Linked DNA regions of Homo sapiens: region 1 is linked to region 2. Evidence: chromatin loops called from intact Hi-C (ENCODE). Cell type or tissue: Calu3. All regions are shown on one strand. Each heading gives the region's core, and the rest is flanking DNA. Links, peaks and the distances in the headings are about the cores only.

The links. Hi-C counts contacts between places; a loop is a spot of excess contacts. Peaks named below come from ENCODE experiments on the same cell type or tissue, not always from the same donor. Only the 100,000 strongest peaks of a DNase experiment are listed, where the experiment ranks them.
Region 1: it touches region 2 in a loop (2.0-fold over the local background); 18 of 110 quality-filtered maps call a loop at or near these places.

The regions. Positions count from the first base shown.
Region 1 is chr11:11,973,833-11,976,645 of GRCh38, forward strand. All of the region lies in intron 3 of DKK3 (dickkopf Wnt signaling pathway inhibitor 3), which reads right to left. Among named protein-coding and RNA genes, the nearest start is that of DKK3, 33 kb to the right of the region's middle. RefSeq lists an enhancer at 2,580-2,813. In Calu3, for the core only: no CTCF peak of the experiment used is centred there; no DNase peak of the experiment used is centred there.
Region 2 is chr11:12,018,252-12,021,064 of GRCh38, forward strand. No RefSeq gene overlaps it. Among named protein-coding and RNA genes, the nearest start is that of DKK3, 11 kb to the left of the region's middle. In Calu3, for the core only: no CTCF peak of the experiment used is centred there; a DNase peak (open chromatin) is centred at 1,290.

The DNA of each region.
Region 1 (2,813 bases), core at 34-2,533, 45 kb before region 2:
TGAGTGAGCAGAAGTCAAAACTTGGAGGAGGGAGAGGACAACAATGAGTCCCTGGAGGCTTTCCCAGAGTCTGTGTGGGGCCCGCAGAGGCACCGCTTCTTTGGGACCCTTCTGATGCTGCATCTCATTCCTCATACTGGCTGGGCACTTGGATTTCCCACACTTCTCAGGAATCCCAGACATTCTTGTTCACCGGAGGCCCAAAGGAAGAGGCTGCTGGGGATGGATGCCTCCAGGGCCAGGGCCTTCCCCAAGCTCCTCTCAAGCCCATGGCTCTGGAGAGAACATCTTCAGGGCAAGAAGTGAGGGTCAACTGCATGCAGAATGGAGGCCCAGGACCTCCACCAATAGGATGCACTTGTCCTCAGAGCTCTGCACACTGTGCAGGAGGAGAGGACAAGAGTGAAGTTTAGAAAGCGCCAACCAGTTGCCTGCACATCCTTCAGGCTTTAAGTATAGTATGCCTCTCGGATCCTCACAGCCACCCTTTGAGGTCAGTCACCATCTTAGTCCATTTTTGCTGCTATAGCAGAATACCTGAGACTGGGTAATTTATAATGAACAGAAATTTATTGGCTCATGGTTCTGCAGGCTGGCAAGTCCAAGATTGAGGAGCCAGCATCTGGTGAGGGCCTTCTTGCTACATCATCCCCTGGCAGAAAGTGAAAGGGCCACAAGAAAGGGCAAGAGAAAAGGGGACCAAACTTGCCCTTTTATAAGAAACCAACTCCCACAATAATGGCATTAATCCATTTATGACTGTGGAGCCCTCAGGATCTAAATACCCCTTAAAGGTCTCACCTCTTAATACTGTTAAAATGGAAATTGAATTTCAACATGAGTTCTGGAGCAGTCTCTGACTCTAATTCCCCCAGCACGTGCTTGACTCGCAGCTGCCATTCACTAAAAGAATAACAGAAAGTTAGCTGGGCATGGTGACATGCACCTGTGATTCCAGCCACTTGGGAGGCTGAGGTGGGAGGATCGCTTGAGCCTGGGAGGCAGAGGTTGCAGTGAGCCAAGATCGCACCACTGCACTCCAACCTGAGTCAGACAGTGGACCCCATCTTGAAAAAAAAAAGAATAACAGAAAGAACGAACTGACCAGTAGATGAACCACTGGTCATAGAGCCTTAGAGCCTAATGGTGTTGATGGAAGAAAAGCTCAGATTTACACACACATTCATAAGAGCACACATCCTTCCCTCACAGCTCTCAGAAGGAAACAATCCTGTTGACATCTTGATTTCAGACTTCCAGCCTCCAGAACCGTGACAGAATAGATTCCTGTTAAGTCGTCCTGTTTGGGGTACTTTGTGATGGCAGCCCTAGCAAACTAATACATGCACCTTCCCCCGATACAAGCCAGCAGCCCCAGTCTCCTCTGTTTCGGATCTTCCACGCACAGTCAGCTCTGTTCCTAAGCCTTCAGCATCTTATTGCTAGAAGGTGACAGAGGGGTGGTCAGTGGGGAGGTGCTGGTACATTCCAAAGGATGTGGAGCCACAGGGACCAGAACAGCGTCTCTTGGCTGAGCCAGGCTCTGGCACTCCAGCCCCGTACACATTCTAGTCACTGAAGGTTTGGGTGGGGCATGTTATCTGTGGATTACCATTTCCTGGCACCCTGGGGGTGGTGTGGTCATGCCAGGCCCTGAGTGCTCCCAGGATGAACAGATGGTATAATTTGTGAGATAAACAAATAATCCTCTCCTGGATGTGGGGCTGTTCCCAGAACCCACGGGTGGGGAGGCAGCTTGGCCCAGGCACCCTCCTGAGCAGAGGTGGTCCTCTGGTAAAGAGTCAGCAGTGTGGGTGAAGTGGCCAAGGTCCTGGTTCACCCAGGGCTAGGGGTATCCTGGGATGCAGGACTTGCAGTGCCAACACTGGGAGAGTCCAGGCACAGTTCCCCATTCCCCACTGGGCCCCCACACTCCCCTCTACAGGCTCTGTCGCTGCACTTGCCATAATGCTGGGTCACAAGTCAAGACCATATGGCACAAGTGCATCTGGGGCCATGTAGGGCTGAGACAGGCTTTTGCGCCCACACCTCGGTTCTAATACACGTTCACTTACAAGCTAGGTGATCTTGGCCTAATTACTGAGTCTCTCTGGGTCTTATCTGTAAAGTGGGGAACCTCATGAAGTTACTGGACAGATTAAAGGAGATAACAGATGCAACAGTGCTTAGTGGCCTCCACCCACTCTACCCCTAGCGTGGATCTCTATTTGCAGTGCTTAACTCACGGCAGGAGCTCAAAGGATGGCCTCTCCTGAGCTTAAGTGTGGGCCAATGGGTCTTGTTTGTTAATGAATACATTTCTACTGAAAAGGCCCAGAACATCAGGCTTGAGCCAGTGCCCTTCCCATTACCAACAGCACAACTTCCTGCTTCATCCTAGAGCCCTCTGCTCTGGAGGGGAAGACAAGAAGAAGGAGGACAGTTGCAATGGAACCAAGAGAGGGCCCAGGATGGGCCAACTACCAACAAGGACAAGGAGGCTGCACGGAACAAGAAAAAACAGACACAATTCGATCACCCCTGGGGGCTAGACCCCTGAGCATCCATCACCTCAGCTCGTCCTCACACTATCCTGTCTTCCACAGTAAGCAAGAGAAGCCCCATTTGACAGATGAGGAAACTGAGACAGTACAATGAAGTCACTTGCCAAAATCAGAAGTGGCAGAGCTACACTCAAGCCAAGTTCTGCTCAACTGCAACCCAGTGCTCTGTGGAGCTCTCTCTGGGAGTGGTTGGGCTGGGTCGGGGCCCCAGCCAGGGGGCAGGAGGTGGCAGTGTGAGGCAGGAGGGAA
Region 2 (2,813 bases), core at 281-2,780:
GTCACTCAAGCCATCTAGGATAGCTCCACGGGATATGTTTGTGCCTTTAAGATTTCCAGTCACCTTCATTCCCACTATCTCCAAGACAGTTGTGCCATCTTGAAGACAGTAGCCAAGACTCACAGGTGCTGCTCTCAGGGTGTTTCCAGTTAGGTGGGGCAGCTTCTGTTGATTTTTTGCTACGTTAAGATCCTTGTAGGTTAGCAGTGAAAAGCAATGAACTGCTTATATACGCAACACTGTGGATGCATCTTGAAAGTATTATGCTAAGTGAAAGGAGCTAGATTCAAAAGGCTGCACACTGATCCCATTTATATGATGTTATAGAAAAGGCAGAACTATAGGGACTGTACATAGATCACTGCTTGCCAGAGGCTATAGTCCTTTATAGGTGGACTACAAAGGAGCCCGGGAACATTTGGAGATCCTACACTTTGATTATGGTGGTAGATACATGACATTGGTATACATTTGTCAACACTTGTAAAATTGTACACTAAAAATATTGAATTTGATGTATATAAATTATACCCAAATTAAAATAAAATGGAAGAAAAGTAAAGTTACTTGCCCAAGATCAGAGCCAGGGATTCAAATAGGTGTGTTTCACTCCCAACTCCTGGCCCCTGACCCCTCAAAACCCTCAGTCAGCTCTGCAGGGGAGAAGGACCACTTCTTACGGAAGGCAGCTTTGTCTGTGGTCAGGTTTGTCAGAGAAAGAAGCAAGCAGTGGGGCATCATACTGTGGGGAAAGGAACTGTGTTCTAGTCATGGTTTTGCTACCTTCTAGATTTGTAATATTGGATAAACTAATATATATCTTCAAATATTAATTCTCTCATCTTTTATGTAGTTTCTCCTTTGAGAATAATGAAAGCCTACCTTTAAACAGATACATGTTGAGAGGCCATGCAATTTAATTGTAAACTCAGGGCCTTGGGATCAACCCCAGCTCTGCATTCCTCCTGGCCCAGGTGACTTGGACAAATTTCTCCACTTCTCTGAGTTTCATTTTTCTCATCTATAAAAGGAGGACAGGAACGGTCTCTATCTCCTGGGACTGTTATGAGTCTTACAAGAAATGGTTCCTTAAAACACTTAGCAATATGCCTGGCAAGGAGTAAGCATTCGTGCATGTTAGCTATTATTATACTATCAGCATCCACATCATTACGAGGCCTAGCCAACAAAGCTTTGCAAAGTGATCGAGGAACAGAGCTGCCTTTGTGTGTGCTCAGCTGGGGCTCATGGGAAGGCAGGGAGAGGGAAGTGTCCGCAGCAATTTTGCTTAGACCACAAAGGGTTATGGAGGGTCTTGGAGCAGACAGCTCTTTCTGTTTATGCAGGCAAACCTTTTATCAGCCTCGGCACACAATGCTGCCAGGATGGCTGGGTCAGAAGAAGTTCACATAATAAACATGCTCTGTACCCAGAACACGCTCCCGTCCACGCCTATGTCCTATGGCTAAGGCGCTCACATTTTAGACTCCTTTTTTTTCCTCAAAATCTCAGGAGCTCCACATTTCTCCCTGAAATATGATTTCCACTTGGCCCTCTGATGAAATGTGAACAAGATTCAAATTAAGGGACTTGTCTAAAGTCCCGCTGGTAACAAGGGAAAGACTTCGCAGGGTTGGAACAGTTTGGATAGATACTGCTTTTCTAAAATTGTATCTTCTCATTTTGATTCCTCTATCATTGTCATGCTCCATTTATTCCTTTCCAGGAGTGGGTGTGTTCGCTTCATATCTCTGCAAGATGATAACCTCTTGCCTGTTTGGCTGTGCTGCTTTGGAAATTCACTCACTGACCACCACTGCCAAGAACACATACCAACATCTATCTTCTTCAAACTTCAGCAAGTGTCAGAATCACTTGGGGGCAGAGGGAGTGGTTGTTAAACACAAGCTTCTGGATTGAGCCCTAGACTTTGCAGTTCTAACAAGTTCCCAGATGATCCTAATACTATTGATCCAGGGACCAAACCTCTAGTACTGGGGAAACGAGTTTCCCCTGGTGCAGGCATTTCTGGCAGCATTCTAGCCCAAGTAAAAGAGAGATTTTGACTGTAGATAAAGTTAAAAGTTGAAGTGTTTTGCATGCTTTACATTCTACTTTAGTTTACCCCTAAACATGCTTGATTGGATTCAAATTATAGGACCAAGATAGAAGAAGTTGGTAAAAATCTGCTTAAGATAATGAACCAATGTAAAGAGTTCTAAAACGCAGGAGGACAAAAAGTGATATTTACAAAACACTACTGATATTCAAAGAGCAGAACTGAAAAAAACGCTGAGTGTCACATACAAGGCAAAGGGAGGTCAGAAACAAGAAGATAAAAAGAGAGCAGATTAGCAAGTGGTTTGGATATGGTGCCTGACACATGTTAGCATAAGTGGTTCATTCCCAGGTATATAAAGGTTAGTGATATGGTTTGGCTCTGTGTCCCCACTCAAATCTTGTCTTGAATTGTAATCCCCAAGTGTCGAGGGAGGGAAGTGATTGGATCATGGTGGTGATTTCCCCCATGCTGTTCTTGTGATAGTGAGTGAGTTCTCATGAGATGTGATGGCTTTATAAGCATCTGGCATTTCCCCTGCTTGCACTCACTCTCTCCTGCTGCCTTGTGAAGAAGGTGCCTACTTGCCTTCCACCACGATTGTAAGTTTCCTCAGGCCTCCCACATGAAATCTTCCTCCATGTGGAACTGTTAAAACTGTTTCCTTTATAAATTACCCAGTCTTGGGTATTTCTTTTTTTTTCTTTTTTTTTTCTTTTTTTTTGAGGCAGAGTCTCACTCTGTCACCCAGGCT